Linked DNA regions of Mus musculus: all the other regions are linked to region 2. The links are chromatin loops, found by intact Hi-C in ENCODE. Cell type or tissue: left cerebral cortex. All regions are shown on one strand.

Region 1 (2,500 bases), 110 kb after region 2:
TCAAAGCAAAAAACCAAAGTGAATTGTGGAGTTGTGCTTGCCTGGGGTAACTGGAATTTATGAGCCTGTCAGGAGCAGAGTTCCCATGTATATCTTGTAAAGCTCAGAAAGGTGATTGCTGGGCAGCAGAGGAGCCTCTCTGAAGACCTTACTCCAAAGATCACCACCCAGATGAGTGCCCTTGGCCATAAGAAATGTCTTCCTCCTGCCAAGGGACCAGCTCAGGGCTGGGGCCCAGCAATGGAGGCTGAGAACTACCTTTGTTCACAAAAGATTTTGAATTGTGTCATTTGTTTCCTCGTATAAAGAACAGGCTGTAAAACTTGTCAGACACTTGTGGAGTGGCAAGTCTAACAGGGAGGATTCAAAAAACTTCAGACTTGTCTTTGCTCACAGAGCTGTCTCCCATCCCTACAGGACGTAGTTCTCTACTGCCTCCAAAAGCACAGCGAGGATGTGAATCACCGTGACAACGCGGGCTACACAGCCTTGCACGAAGCCTGTTCCCGGGGCTGGACTGATATCCTGAACATCCTCTTGCAACATGGGGCTAATGTGAACTGCAGCTCGCAGGATGGCACAAGGCAAGAAGGCTGTTCCTCTGCCAAGTCTCAGACCTCAGTTCAGTCCCTCGCTTCAGAGCTTTACTCAGACCTGGATATTTGCAGAATGTCCAGCTGCTGGTGTCAAAAAGGCTTTAACCAGGAAGCCTTTTGAAAGGATGTCTGAAGGGAGCCAGCTTAGGGGCAGGAGCTGATGAGTTCCTCAATGGCCAGTCTGTATGGGACTAAGGAAAGGCTGAGGTTGTCCAGGGTTCACTCTGTCCCATGCCAAGTCAATCCACTCAACCCTCCTGAATACCATCATCGTCGTGGGCCATTTATCTCATGTGGAATTGAGGCCTTAGGTTCCAAGCAGAGCACTAATCTAGGTTTCACATTCCAGATTGGGTTTTTGTAATTTAGTCTCTGTGAACATACAAAAAAATTAACTACCTGGGTCTGTGAGATTGGCTTGATATATGTAGGCACTTGCCTTCAAGCCTGGCCCTCTTGGCTGCCACATGATGGAAGAAGAGAGCCGATTCCTGCAAGTTGTCTCCTAACTTCTGCACACATATTCATGCACACACACACACACATAATACAGAAATAAGTAAATGCACTACACCATATTAATGTGCACACATAAACAAACATAAAACCTTTCCATGTCTCAGAGAAGTCACACCCATCTCCTCTACTCCAGGGGAAGTGTATACCAAGTAGAAGGGGCCAGATCAAAGTGTACAGGCTCTGCTTGGCTGCTACCTGGTGTGGAGCCTCCCTACCTATCCAACCCTGCCCTTGCGCAGTCACCTGGGCCCTTCCTCTTCCACAACCACCCACACCTGCTTTAATTTTAACTTCCACCAGGGACCTGTTCTCCACTGAACTCCTAGTAGATCGACATTGTGCTCTAGATACTGTCCGAAGATGCGGGGGAACACAGAGGAGAGACAAATATGGGAAAGAAAAAGAGGTGCACAGAGACAATATGAAGCGTAGGCCAGAGGTGGCTCCCCTGCTCTCTTACCCATGTTACACTGGGGTTACCTCGAGGTCACCATACTATCTTTCTCACTCTTCTTCCCCCTAATATCGCATTGTGAAAGTTCTCCATTAAATCCTGTAGCCCTGACTCTTATTTGACCTCCACAGGCCAGTTCATGATGCTGTGGTCAATGACAACCTAGAAACCATCTGGCTCTTGCTATCCTACGGAGCTGATCCCACACTGGCTACCTACTCGGGTCAGACAGCCATGAAGCTGGCCAGCAGTGATAACATGAAGCGCTTTCTCAGTGGTAAGCATTGACCACAGTTGCAGCCAGAATCCTCAGGGTTTGTTGGCCTTGGACTCCTCAACCGGGGGATGGGGGAGGTCTTCAGTCACTCTGTCCTAGACAGTTCCCACAAGGATGTGTTCTGTCTTCACGTATTCCTTCAGTGTCTTGGCAATTTCTAGCTACTTTAAAAAGTCCCTTGCTGTGAGTGTCCACATCACTACCTCAGTAAGGCCCTCACCTCCTACAGAGATTCATTTCACCACTAGGTGTCTGGAGCAGACCTCCCAATGGGAAACTGGCTATACTCTTGGCTGGAAGCAGGATATGTTGACCTGTGCTATGAATGGAATGTCGGTGGTAGAGAATGAATAATCCCCATTTTGCTGTTGCTGCAGTCTCTTCTTGATTGTAATTAAAGTGGGACCTCTGGGACCCTTCCTGATGCTTGATTCTTTGTGGCTCTTCTCCCATGGTAACTTTGATACTTTCTATGCATTCCAGTATTCCCCTTCTCTCCATTCCTGCCTCTTCTCCACCCTCTGCCTTCTAGTGAAGTGTCATGTTCAGGTCCACGGCCAGGGCCACAAGTCATTTCATAGATTTTTCTCTCTAGTACGTAGCACTGTGTGTCAGCAGGTAGGCAGGCTGATCTGAGTTGGGCAGCTAGGATGG
Region 2 (2,500 bases):
TAACTCACCCAGCCAGTTCCTCACCAGGGATTCAAGCAGGATTCAGCCATATGGTCATTAACGCGGACTTTTGTATCCATGGGTGGCAGGCTGGTGGTGTAATGCAGTGGCAGCATTAGTGCTTAGCATGCCCAAGGCCCTAAACCACGCTGCACCTCGTGTTCTCTAGGGGAGACTCACCCCTCAGAACCTTATCACAAGATCCAAACTCAGAATATGCTGGAAGGTGTGAACCCCTCTGAGACACACTATGCTACGGTTGCAGCTTTAGACCTTTAGATCACCGGTCCTATTGCTACCATGGTTTTGGGTCTTTACAACCCCCCACCCACCCACCCATTCCATCTGGACCTCTGTCAGGCATGCTACTACTCTCCAAATGAATTCCAAAATGGTTAGACCTCCAGCTGCCTACCTACCAATACCTTGATTTCCATACGATAAGATTTCAGAGAATGTGATAAGTCCCATGTTACATGGTGAATCAGGAACTAGAACCTTAGGCTAACTTGGAAGTCAAAAGTCATACAATTTTTTTTCTCCCAGAATTTCTGAGTGGTAACTGTGTGTGCTCTTACCAATAGTCCTCAGGAAGTACCTGGGACTGGCTGTCAAGGGAAATAAATATAATGAGTAGTGTTCAATGCCCAAAGGACATTTTTTAACTTATGCACTGGCTTGAGATTGTCCATAATCCGCTCCGCTAGCTGTCACTTAAATCGGTAGCCAGTGAAGGGGAATGAGGAACCTCTACCTCCTCCTGCCTCCATTTAAGATACCTCAACATTCTTTCACTCTTAAGCACAAAGCTGCCATCTCTGTGCAAACCAGTTCCCAAATCGAAGCACCAATAAGTGGACAATTCCGGGTCTACTTTCTCGGGACCCTTCTGCGCGATGTTTGCGCCATACAACACTAAAGTGATGCAAGCCACCCCATCCTTCGAAGGCGAGGGCAGACGCTGGAACATGACATAAACGACGCCCACTCCCCGTTTTCCAAGCCCCCAAACGGATTCAATTGTTGTTTCGTGGGGCTCTTTTTTTTTTTTTTTTCCTTTTCTTCCTCCGAACCTCCGAAGTGTTCTTCCTTCCTATTGGCCAAAGCTGCCCCTTGACGCCACCCCGGCTTTGCTTACTGATTGGTCGGCTCTGGATGTGCCCAAGCCTTTTTCCCAGGGTGTGGCGCCCCCCTCCCGCCCCCAACAGGGTTCTGACCCCTGGCTCCTCCCTTCCCCCAACCCCCCCTCCCGTTCCGAATGGTACCGCCCTGGCTCGGCTCCCCCATGGCCCGGCCGCTGCCCTTAGGGCCCCCGGACGGGGCGGGGCACATTGGGGACGGGCAGAAGGCGGTGGTGGCGCCTTCCTGCCGAGCCCGAAGCCACCCCCGCCACCCTTCTACAACCCTCTTAGGTTCCACTTTCCCTTGAGCAGTTTTCGCCCTCCTTAGTAGCCCTGTCCCGTCTGTTGCAGCCCCCACTGGTCTTTTGGTCATCCCAAAGGGCAGCTTTCAATCCCAGCCCTCCGCGCTTGATACACGCCCATCAGCCTCCACCCTTGGGTTCTCGAAAGGCTTTCTCCCCGAGTCTGTACACCCTTCCCCTCCGGGTCCCTCTTTCTAGCGGACTGTCCATCCATCCCCGGGACCTCCCTCCCTGTGTGTGGCCGTTCCTCCCAGCGGCCTCCACTTCACGGTGTCCCCTCCCCTTCGTGGCCAGCGTGGTGGAGCACTCCTGCCCCCCCCCTTTCTCTGTACCCCCGCGCTCTCTTATGCTGTCCCTTCACGTCCCACTCTAAGTCCCTCCCACGCCATTCCCCCCACACACACACTCACACACCCCTCCCTGCGAGTCGTCCCCTGGCGCCCCTCCCCTAGCCCCCGCTTGTCTATGCCCCTCCCACACACCCGGTCCTTTTGTCTCCTCTTTGGTCTCTAAGTCCCCCGCCCCTCCCTCCCGCCCGCCCTCGCTCCCCGCGAGCACGCTCTTATCTTCCCCAGGTCCGGGCGCCCCGCCCCCTGGCCGCGCCCCGCCGGCTCCCCTCCCTCCCGCGGCCCCATCTCCACCCTCGGCGCTCCGCCCCCCCCCCCCCCCCCGCCAATCCCCGGTGGCTCGGGGCCCTCCAGCCGGGCCCACCTCCCTCGTTCCCTGGTTCGCTCCTCCCGCCACAACCTCCGCAGATCCCAGACCCACCCTTTTCGGGCCGCGGGCTCGGGCTCCCGCGCGTTCTCCCCACACTTGCACTCCTCCCTCCGCCCTGCTTTGCTACCTCGCCCAGGCCCCAAAGTCGCCCGGTCCGGGACACGGTGCAACCCGCCCTCGGGGAAGCCTCTTTCTTTGCAATGGTGCGGGCACCGCACGATCGGACCCACAGCCCTAGGAGCACAAACCCAAACTGGGCCAGTCCTGGCCGCCTTTACATAGTCCGGCTCTCGGAACCCGCCCGGGACCTTGTGCCCGTCGGAAGAGTATAGGGACCTGCTGAGCGCGGCTCCTCTGGCC
Region 3 (2,500 bases), 99 kb after region 2:
GACAAGTTCTGTCTGCATAGTCCTTGCAGTCCTGGAACCCACGACATAGACCAGGCCGTCTTCCAACTCACAGAGATTCAAGGCTTGCGCTACCTCCCACCCCAGCCAATTCACTGGTCTTGAATAGAGACTCCTACATCTGCATCTGCCTTTGGCAGTTTTACAGATGAGAGTCCATTTCAAGTTTGGGGTGGCAGTGAGTTGAGAACTCTGGGATTCCAGTCTCTTCATTTCACACATGGTAGAAACTGAAGTTGCAGCTACTTCATTCATAGCCTTACTGATCTGTTGTGTGCTAGGCTTGGTGTTCAGGTTTGTGACGGAGATACCCCTTCCCCCTAGAGCTTGCACTGAAGTCATATAATAAATAGTGCAGCAACAAATAAGAGAGACCCTCCCTCAATACAAGGTGGAGGGAGGGGCCTGACACCTGATGTTGACCTCTGTAACTGCTCATTACAGCACCTACAAATACAGACATAGCCACACACACAAGCCATGCATCTCCATTGCCAATCGATACAAGTGAATGGTTTATGTCACCTACACAAGAGGTTTAAGGCAGACCCTATGGGGTGAGGCTCTTGCTAGTGGAGTTTGCAGTAGACCTTTTTGAAATTACAATTTTAGACACATGTTGTTGCCCTGTGATACCAATTACCTGATTTCCAATCAGGGAAGGCAGTATCTTTCTGCCATTACACACAAGTAGGCCTATACTGCGCTGGGGAGTGTCTGTTGCATTTACCTTGGTATCTTCAGACAGGAACTGACAGGCAGTTAGAGGTGAGGAGAACTGAGCTCGTAAAGTTAGCCCTCCACTTTGTACTTGAACCCCACTGTACTTGATTGATACTTCAGCAAAACTGCCAAGTTGCTTTTGATTTTGGAGAGGGAGGGGGTAGAGAAAGGCTGAAAAGAGATTCTGGTTTGCTCTGAGCTATGGGGAGATCCTTTCAAAATGACCCGCATTTTGGGGGCCAGTTAGATGGGCTGCCCCCTGCTGGCAGGTCTGGGAAGCGCCTCCCACGGATAGATGGGGAATTTGCATGGTAAAGCACTAAAGGATGGTGTTCCATTTCTGTGACAGTCGTTCTTTCCTGTTTCTTGTTCAGATTCAAAGGCCCGTAAGCAGAAGACTTCCTCCCAAAGTTCAGAGCACTGCCTCAGGAACAGGAACCTTCTCTTGTCCAGCAAAGCCCAGGGGATCTCGGACTCACCAAACGGTTTCCTTCCAGATAACCTGGAGGAGCCAGCCTGCCTTGAAAACCCAGAAAAGCCGTCAGGAAAGCGAAAGTGCAAGACCAAGCACATGGCAAACGCCTCAGAAGAGGCAAGGGTATGTAGCCACCAAAGGGACCAATATGACGACCGTGGGCTAGAGAGGCCGACTTTCTAGCACGTCTGTCTAGCTGTAATTCTCTCCCAGAGGGCAAAGGAAACAAGTAGATGGGGGAGGGGGCCACTGAGCTGTATGAAAGTATTCTAAAAGTATTCTAGAAACGCGGGACACATTCAAACAGTGGAAACTGAAGTTATAGTTAATTATGGGGTTTGACCCCTGATTTCTTTTCCCTAACAATCCTTGTACCTCATTTTTAAATATGGCAGGGTATTAGCCTGAACAGATTGTTAACATCCAGTCAAGAAGCTCCTGTCTGACTTTCTGAGACAACTAAGGTAGAGTGTAACTTGTTGAAGCCAGGATTTTGTTACCTAGACCAAGGTTTAAGGGTCCAGGTTAGCTGCTGTCTCCATCCTGTCCCCTGTTCCTTTGCCTCTGGAGGAAGCCTAGCAGCGAATGAATTGGGTACTTAGCAGTTAGCCAGGCAAGCATTCTTTGAACCCTTTTCAAAATTACCAGTTCATTTGCTTCTGCGGTTCATAACACTTGCAGCGCTGTCAGATTCTACAATGTACCGCTAAAGAAGAATGGCATAGTCCTTTGAAGGAAGTGAGTTGCAGGTCCAGCGTGTACCTGTGATAGGTATCTGCCATTGACAACAGAAAATCAAATGACCACGTTGGGCTGGTTTGGTTAGTTACAGCTCTTATTCTTCTGTCTGGCTTTCAAGTAGGAATTCCCAAATGATACCAGTGAGGGATAGATGCTTGTCTTTGCCCACCTCTTCCTCCCCCGTGAATCCTTGTTGCAGCTTAGACAAGACACTCAAGTCTATTTGCTCATCTTTAAATGGAGCTGATGCTCCCTGCCCCTTCTGTCTCACAGGAGTACTTGGGGGGAACAAAAGCAATGTCTGTGACAGGCTTTGATAACGGAAAGTGTTCTCTGAGGGTCAGTATGCATCCTTGCACTTCAGGCAGAGACAGGAATGAGAGAACTAGAGGGAAAGCCAGACCAACTGTGATCTGGCATGCCAGGGAATCCATTATCCCAAACCCATAGACTACAGGACTGATAGGAGCCACTGGGAGAGTACAGACACGTGCTTGGCTCTGGCCGCCTCTTTCTTCTTGTCACTTTTTATTTATTTAATGT

What was found. A loop is a pair of places that touch in the nucleus more often than their neighbours do. Peaks named below come from ENCODE experiments on the same cell type or tissue, not always from the same donor. Only the 100,000 strongest peaks of a DNase experiment are listed, where the experiment ranks them.
Region 1: it touches region 2 in a loop (2.4-fold over the local background); 21 of 42 quality-filtered maps call a loop at or near these places.
Region 3: a loop joins it to region 2, with 3 times the contacts of the local background. A loop is called at or near these places in 19 of 42 quality-filtered maps.

The regions. Positions count from the first base shown.
Region 1 is chrX:48,391,454-48,393,953 of GRCm38, forward strand. Bcorl1 (BCL6 co-repressor-like 1) reads left to right here. Exons shown (of 15, transcript NM_178782.4): 11 at 418-584; 12 at 1,701-1,846. Among named protein-coding and RNA genes, the nearest start is that of Bcorl1, 51 kb to the left of the region's middle. In left cerebral cortex, no CTCF peak of the experiment used is centred here; no DNase peak of the experiment used is centred here.
Region 2 is chrX:48,283,558-48,286,057 of GRCm38, forward strand. 9530027J09Rik (RIKEN cDNA 9530027J09 gene) reads right to left here and starts at 1,869. Exons shown (of 4, transcript NR_045916.1): 1 at 1,838-1,869; 2 at 9-90. In left cerebral cortex, no CTCF peak of the experiment used is centred here; DNase peaks (open chromatin) are centred at 1,138, 1,687 and 2,371; H3K4me3 peaks cover 1,625 bases; H3K27ac peaks cover 1,149 bases.
Region 3 is chrX:48,382,807-48,385,306 of GRCm38, forward strand. Bcorl1 (BCL6 co-repressor-like 1) reads left to right here. Exons shown (of 15, transcript NM_178782.4): 9 at 1,116-1,339. Among named protein-coding and RNA genes, the nearest start is that of Bcorl1, 43 kb to the left of the region's middle. In left cerebral cortex, a CTCF peak has its summit at 1,007 (motif pointing left); a DNase peak (open chromatin) is centred at 1,010.